Linked DNA regions of Homo sapiens: region 1 is linked to region 2. A link is a contact called in ENCODE Hi-C or POLR2A ChIA-PET data. All regions are on one chromosome and are shown on one strand. The core of a region is the stretch at or near the end of the contact, and the rest is flanking DNA. Distances in the headings are between cores, read along the strand shown.

Region 1 (3,748 bases), core at 976-3,475, 3.1 Mb after region 2:
CAGCTCGGGGCAGCCGTCGGGGGATGGCACTGAGGCTTCTCCCCCCGCTGTGTAGGTGTACCCATTGCCGTTATTGTTATTGTTTCCGTTGTGCGCAAAGCTCAGGGCGGGGCTAGGGGGGCTGTAGTCCGCCAGGCGCTGGGTAGCCGCTGCGCTGCTGCTGGTCCCGCCGCCGAAATAAGAGTCTGTGGAAGCACTGCCAAGCGAGCTGGAGCTGTCGTTGCGGTAGCTAGAGAAAGGCTTGCGGCCGGGGGTGGGCGTGATGCTGGGGGTGGGCTTGCTCCAGAGGCTGCCTGGGCCGGACCCGCCGGACCCATGATGCAGATCGAAGCCCACATCGGTGCCGTTGGCGTGGAAGTCGTTCTCGTCTGTGAGCTCAATGATGCCGCCGGTACGCAGAGCAATGTGCGCCTCAATCTCCTCTCGAGCGCGATCCACGTTCTCTGGCATGCCGGTCACCTCGAACACCGGCTCCTTATCCCGGCTGGGCGTCACGATGTACGTGTGCGTCTGCTGCTGGATGCGCTTGATTGTGGCGCCTTTGGGCCCCACCACGAGCCCCACCACGCGGTAGGGTACCCGCACTTGGATGGTGGTCTGCCCGGGCAGGTTGGGCGGCCCAGGCACCGCGCCGTTGAGTGCCGTGTTCTTATTCCGGGAGGCGCGGATCATGGAGAAGTGCTCGGCAGCAGAGATGATCTCCCTCCGAGCCATGGCCACATCCTCCTTCCTGCCCGTCACAACAAAGACAGGCTCCTCCCCGCGAACTGGGGTCTTGATGTAAGTATTGGTCTTCGCCCGCAGCGCTTTGATTTTACAACCTACGAACCAGGGTGCGGAGGAGGGAGTGGGAGAGAGAGACAGACACGCCCATTATCCTGGGGTAACCGCGGGGACCGGGGACAGCCCGCGTCCAGGACAGCGAGACGGCAGGACAAGAGATGGGCGGAAAGGGGGCGTCTCCCTCACTGACCTCGGGCCGCGCCACGGGCTGGGCAGCGGATCCCACCCGCGAGGCGCTCGAGGAACAGCCCATTGGCTGCCTGGCCCTCCCCCAGTGACTGCAGTCGTCCCGAACCAAACCCGAGAATCCCAGAAAAGTCATCTGGGGAGATGCCGCTGGGATCCAGCTGGGCGCGCCGTCAGCTCTGAAGACACGGGGAAGGGGCTCGGGGAAGGCAGCTGAAGTCGCGATGCCTCAGCGCTGGTCGACTGGGGGTAGGGGGTGGGGTGTGAGTCCCGGGACCCATTGTTCCTCCTCTGGGCTCCATTCCGCTTTGCAGAAATCCAGAATCCTCCTCCCATCCTATGCTCACTCCTCCTCCTTCCTCCTCCCAAAGGACTGATCAAAGGCCCCCTCCCCCAAGCATCTTACATTTAAATTGTCTTTCTGGAGGTGGGCTGGTTGGGGGGCGTTAGGGGAGAAGGCAGTGATTTTAGCAGAAGAAAGTGCATCCCGCCAGGGCAGCGGCGCGGCTCCGGGAGACAGCCTGCCTGCACTTTCTTTGTCTGGGGCGCCGGCCCATCGCGCGGCTCTTCCTCTCTCCCCAAGGCACCCCACGCCGCGGATCCCGATACTGAACACGCCTTCCCCTCGAGGCAGTGGCCTGAGACCCTACACCACCCCCACCCACCTCCCCATCCCTCCTCGACCTACCTTGCCGCCCCACGATCTCGGCGACATGCTCAGAACTGGGTACTGGCACGCACTCGGTCATGTTCACGCTCTTCTTGCGCGGCTCGCTGTCGTACAGAGAGGCGCCCTCGTCACTGTCCAGCCCCAGCAGGGAGAGCTGGTCGAGCGCGAGCTGCAGGGCTCTTTGGTCATCCAGGGTCTCTCCCCCTCCGCTGCTGCCGCCGCCGCCGCCGCCGCTGCCGTTGCGCTCCAGGTCTGCGAACAGCGAGCTGGGCATCGCTCGGCCGTGCGCGCCGCGCCCCCGCCGGCCCTCGGCTCGGCGGCGAGAAGCTGCGGCCACAAAGGCAGCCGGGAAGCGGGTGGTCAGGGGCGGGGAGGCCGGTCGCCTGCTGAGGGCTCCGTTGCTTCTTCCTCGGTGCTGGGAGGAGTGGGTCGCTCCGTGCGGTCCGCACCGGGCAGTGGCTGCAGGAGCCCCCACCTGGGTCCCCACCCCAGACCTGCTGGCGGGTGGGGTGGGGGCAGAGCTCTAGCGGTGGCCGCGCGTGCCCCCCGAGTGCCCGGCTGGCTGGCCGCAATGCCGAGCGAAAAGCGAGCAGGCGAGCGACAGAAGCGTTTCTTTAAGGAGCCCCTCCCCGGCTCCTCCACTCCCTCCCTCCCGCCCGCCCGCCCGCCCTCACTCAGCGCTTTTTCCTCCTCTCCTCCCCGCCTCTTGACTGAGCCTCTGCAGCCAGACGACTCCGGAGGGGGACGAGGGAGGCGCAACGTCACAGGCGGGAGCTGACACCACAATGCTACTGACACTATCGCTGGGGGAGGCGATTGGCGCGCGCCAGGCCGGGGGCGGGAGGAGGCCGCGGGTTGAGCGAGCGGAGAGAGAGCGCCACCCCCCACCCCCGCGCTCGCCGCAGCCCGCCCCGTCCTCCTCCCGGCCGCGCCCCTCCCCCGCCGCCGCTAACGCCTCTCTTTGTTGTCTAATGCGGGACTGGCAGGCTCGGGACACTTGGATGTACCTATCAGCCGAGGACAATCATTGTCCCTAAGTCTCCTCCCTCGCCTGACTGAGAAAAGAAAACGCGCCCAACTCTGATGCCTGGAGCCGGGCTCTAAAAGAGCGGTCCTCAGGAAGTCCCGTTAGTGGCTCCAAATAAACCATCCGTGGAGCCAAAGCTTCCTCTGTGAGAAGAGTCTGTAGTCCGCCCAAAAGGGCGACCCGAGCCCTCCGACACGGAAAACGGGACTCCAGGTCTTGGGGCGCACGGGCAGAGTGACTCCCGGCGCGGGTTGTCCACCTGCGCGGGAGCGCACGAGACACAAAAGCACACGCCCGCCCACACTGGCAACCGCGCGCGCGCGCGCCCGCGCCTGCATTTCTGTCTCCTTGGGCAGCACTTCGCCCAACTGGCCCTGAAACTGAGGATGGGAAAGCTAAAAGCTGGCTGCCGCGCGAGCTCGGCCCGCCCGGCCGCTGGCGACCTCTGGAATGCATGGCACCAGTGTCCAGCACACGCCCGGCGCCCGGGCCGAGACCCTGCGGGTTCTGACACGCGCACGAGCGCCGCGCCGCCACCGCGGGGACGCAGGCCACAGCGCCAGCGGGCGGCGCGGGCGTGCGCGCCCGCTGTTCCCATCCCTCCCCTCCGTGCCCCGCGGCCGAGCATGCGCAGTGCGCGCGAGGAGCGGGCGGGCCCTTTAAGGCGGGCGCTGCGGAGCGCGCGCCGGCCCCGCCCGCGGCCCCGCCCCGACGGGAGGTGAGCGCTCCCTGCCCGGCCGCTCTTTGTGCGCTTCTCGGGGTGGGGGTGGCGGCAGAGGGAGGTTGCGACGGCACTTGCCGGCGAGGACGGCGAGCTGCGCCCCCTCCCGGATCTCCCAGGGACCGTCTCCGAGTGCGAGAGAGAAGGAAGGAGGATTTGAGGGGCGGGCCGGGGCGGTGCGCGCTGGTCCTCTCCGCGCGCATCCCCCTCCGCCGCCCACTAGGGCGGACGCCCCTTCGGGCCCCGCGCGCTCTGCTGTCCTTTGTTCCGGGAGCCGCCGGGCTCGCCGCGCCCTTTGCGTCCCGCTGCGGATCGTTCCGCAGAGCGGCTGGGCCCGCGGTTCATAGAGTCGCCCAAGATC
Region 2 (3,665 bases), core at 936-3,435:
CCACACAGCATTTAGATCTCCGTTTTTGGGTCTCGAACCTGTTCCAGAGACCAATCTATGGCCGTTTTCCCTGGGGAAAATGCACATTTCCTCAACATGGCTCCCTTTAGGGTTTCAGGGGATTCCAGATCTTGATTAAGGGCCCTGCTGCAGCTGAGGGCTTTAGAGGAAGACAGACCTCAACTCAGGACAAGAGTTGGAGGCAGGGTTTGAGTTTAGGACAATTGACTACCAGTTTGCCTCTGGAGAGATTATTCTGGGGCCAGAATAATCTGCTGGTGAACCGTGCCTTACCCTAAAATAGATCCATTCCAATCTAGTCAGGACTTTAAAAGTGCCATAATACCTTGCCTGGATTTACAGCAGGTTTCAGGAAAGTACAGTATTCCCCTGTTTGTTTGTTTGTTTGTTTTAGATGGAGTCTTACTCTGTCACCCAGGCTGGAGTGATCGCCACCTCTCAGTTTCAAGCGATTCTCCTGCCCCAGCCTCCTGAGTACCTGGGATTACAGGCACCTGGCTACCACACCCAGCTAATTTTTGTATTTTTAGTAGAGACAGGGTTTCACCATGTTGGCCAGGCTGCTCTCGAACTCCTGACCTAAAGTGATCCGACTGCCTCGGTCTCCCAAATTGCTGAGATTACAGGTGTGAGCCACCGCAGCCGGTCCCTGACTCCTGTTTTAGTACAGCTCCTGGGCTACAAACGGTTTCTTACAATTTTAAATGGTTAGAAGAAACATATTTCGTAGCACCCAAAAATCCCTTGAAACTGAAATTTCAGTGGCCATAAAAATCATTTATTAGAACCCAGTTACACTGACTCACTTACATACAATCTATGGTTGCTATCACACTACCATGGCAGAGTTAGTAGTTGCTACAGAGACCACCATAAAGCCTAAGTTATTTACCGTCTGGTCTTTCACAGAAAAAGTTTGCCAAGCCCTGCTCTGGAATTCAGACAGCCTCTCAGCGCCAGCCTTCTCCAGGCAGCCCTCGCTTGCGGCAGCTAGGTTTTCCTTAGGCGGGAACTGACCTGGAGCTGGGCGCCCACTGAGGTTTGCAAGGCTGGGGAGCTTTTTAAATAAATAGGTGGGAAGGAATGAGGCAACCCTCTGGCCCAGATTCAGCCTCAGTGATCTCTGTCCCATCCCCTGAGCCTCTAGCTGGGGGAAAGCCCTGTCCCGTTCCTCCAGAGCTCAGGGCACCCCCCCTCCCTAGGTTCTTGGCTCCTTGGGTTGTTTCTTGGCTACTTTTCTCGGTGAAGGGGGCAGGTGGTCTTTAAGTTCAGAGCCTGTGGGCTGAGGCTGGGACCAGGGACAGTAGGAAAGGAGGGAGGCAGTAGGGAAGAGCAGGCTCCTTGCCTTCAGCCAGGGGAGGTGCCTGAGCCCGGGCAGTAGACAGGATGCAAGGGCAGCACGAAGCTGGACCAGTCGCAGCCAATCTGGCCAACAAGAGGAGTCCTGGGGCTCCACCTGACGCCATGGGCCCTGGGGTGCTGTTAAAAGCGCTGTTGGTCTGAGTGCTTTCCCTGGTGCCGTTGCACAGGGATTCACTGTTCCAAACAGCCCGTCCAACCTACTCTACAGATGGGACTCCCAAGACACTACGGGGATCCCCTGTGTGCCAAGTCCCGGGGGAAGCTGCTAGAGAAGGCTGGGACGTCCTTGCTCACCTCTGGCAGGGACAGATCAGAGTCCTCTGTGTGACACTCTGTGTCCCCAGTTGAGGAAGGCGGAAGGAGCTGCGGGCTCCTTTGGTATTCTAGGCTGGAGAGCCACCTGGCTAGGTGGGACCCTGGACACTCAGCCCATCTGCTCCTCTGGTCCTACAAGCCGCCCACCCTCCGAGAACCCCCGCCTATAATGCAGTTTACCCCTCCCCGTGCCAGCACGCAGAGTTCCTGGCCTCTCACCGGGGAAAGCTCTGCCCCGTTCCTCCGGAGCCCAGTGCGCCCCTGGCCAAGTTCTCCCAGCGTCCACTCTAGGGCCTGCTAGCACCCTCTCGGGCGGCGCGCCCTCTGCGTACCTAAGGAGTTCACGCACAGTTCGGCGGCACCGCAGACGGGGACTCCCAGGAGCCAGGCCCCGGCGCAGAGCAGCGGCAGCGTGGCCCACATCGCAGCGCTGGCGGCTTGGCTCTTGCGCTCAGGGTCCGCGGAGGTGGCGGCCCAGAGCGTCAACTGGGAGCGCGGGGGGGGAGCGGCACGAGCGTGGAGGAGCGGCGGGAGCGCGAAGGGGCGGAGCGAGCGCGGGGCGGAGCGAGCGCGGGGCGGGGTGGGCGGTACTCCCCCGAGGCCGGGCTCGCGGGAGGGGGCGGCGCCGACTAACTCGCCAGCTCTAGTTCACCTGTCGGCCGGCCGCGTCGCTCCCTTATCTCCTCTGGGAGGAAGGGCTTATCTGGGTATCAGGCCTGGCTGAGTCCTGGATCTGCCTGGACTGGCTGGCACCGCGCGGGGAGGTCTCAGCCTGGCCTCTCCCTCTCCCAGCCTGTCGCCATCCCCACGTCCCCCATCTCCCTGCGTGTCCCCACCTCGCACCCCCCCATCTCCCTGCCTATCCCCAACTCGCACCCCTCATGTCCCTTCCTGTCCCCACCTCACACCATGTCCCTGCCTGTCTTCACCTTGCACCCTCCATCTCCCTGCCTGTCCCCACCTCGCTCCCCCTATGTCCCTGCCTGTCTCCACCTCACACCCCCATCTCCCTGAATGTGCCCACCTCCCACCCCCTATGTCCCTGCCTGTCCCCACCTCCCACCCCCATGTCCCTGCCTGTCCCCACCTCGCACCCCCATGTCCCTGCTTATCCCCACCTCGCACCCCCCCATCTCCCTGCCTGTCCCCAACTCACACCCCCCATCTCCCTGCCTGTCCCCACCTCAGACTCCCCATGTCCCTGCCTGTCTCCACCTCACACCCTTATGTCCCTGCCTGTCCCCACCTCGCACGCCCCACGTCCCTGCCTGTCCCCACCTCGCACTCCCCATGTCCCTGCTTGTCCCCACCTCGCACCCCCCATCTCCCTGCCTGTCCCCACCTCACACCCCCCATGTCCCTGCCTGTCTCCACCTCACAGCCTTATGTCCCTTCCTGTCCCCACCTCGCACCCCCCATCTCCCTGCCTATCCCCACCATACCCCTATGTCCCTGCCTGTCCCCACCTCACACCCCCATGTCTCTGCCTGTCCCCACCTCACACCCCCATATCCCTGCCAGTCCCCACCTCACATCCCCCCATCTTCCTGCATTTCCCCACCTCACACCCCTATGTCCCTGCCTGTCCCCGCCTTGCACCTCCCATCTTCCTGCCTGTCCCCACCTCACACCCCCTCATGTCCCTGCGTGTCTCCACCTTGCACCCCCATCTCCCTGCCTGTCCCCACCTCATACCCCCCATGTCCCTGTGTGTCTCCACCTCAGACTTTCCCCCACACTCCCCACGTCTCCCTGCCCTGGTTAACCACATTTCCCTGGCTTCCCTTTTGCTTGGAGTGGACTTACAACTGAAGAAGCTAGACGACCTCCTTGTGAATTGTTTTGCCCCCTCAACAGACATTTTAGTCTTTCTGCTGAGGAAGCTACATTAAGAGCTGTAGGGCCATTCTCTGTAGTTTGCAAAGCTAAAGAAGATGGTATGTAAGGGTCTGGGTGTGAGACAGACA

Evidence for each region. A loop is a pair of places that touch in the nucleus more often than their neighbours do. ChIA-PET counts read pairs that join two places held with the same protein, here RNA polymerase II (POLR2A). Pooled maps may share reads with other maps.
Region 1: a map with no recorded cell type shows a loop between it and region 2 (7-fold over the local background). The contact joins the promoter of MEX3B here to the promoter of CTSH in region 2. A Hi-C loop is called at or near these places in 2 of 37 single-sample maps with no recorded cell type and 4 of 50 pooled maps. POLR2A ChIA-PET finds 5 or more read pairs at or near these places in 1 of 52 experiments (GM12878).

Annotation. Positions count from the first base shown.
Region 1 is chr15:82,043,793-82,047,540 of GRCh38, forward strand. MEX3B (mex-3 RNA binding family member B) reads right to left here and starts at 2,226. Exons shown (of 2, transcript NM_032246.6): 1 at 1,658-2,226; 2 at 1-821. The coding sequence starts at 1,913. RefSeq lists silencers at 2,006-2,305, 3,156-3,475 and an enhancer at 2,529-3,475.
Region 2 is chr15:78,942,861-78,946,525 of GRCh38, forward strand. It overlaps CTSH (cathepsin H), which reads right to left and starts at 2,186. Exons shown (of 12, transcript NM_004390.5): 1 at 2,031-2,186. The coding sequence starts at 2,121. RefSeq lists enhancers at 389-438, 869-918, 1,379-1,917, 1,918-2,456 and silencers at 1,307-1,601, 2,039-2,388.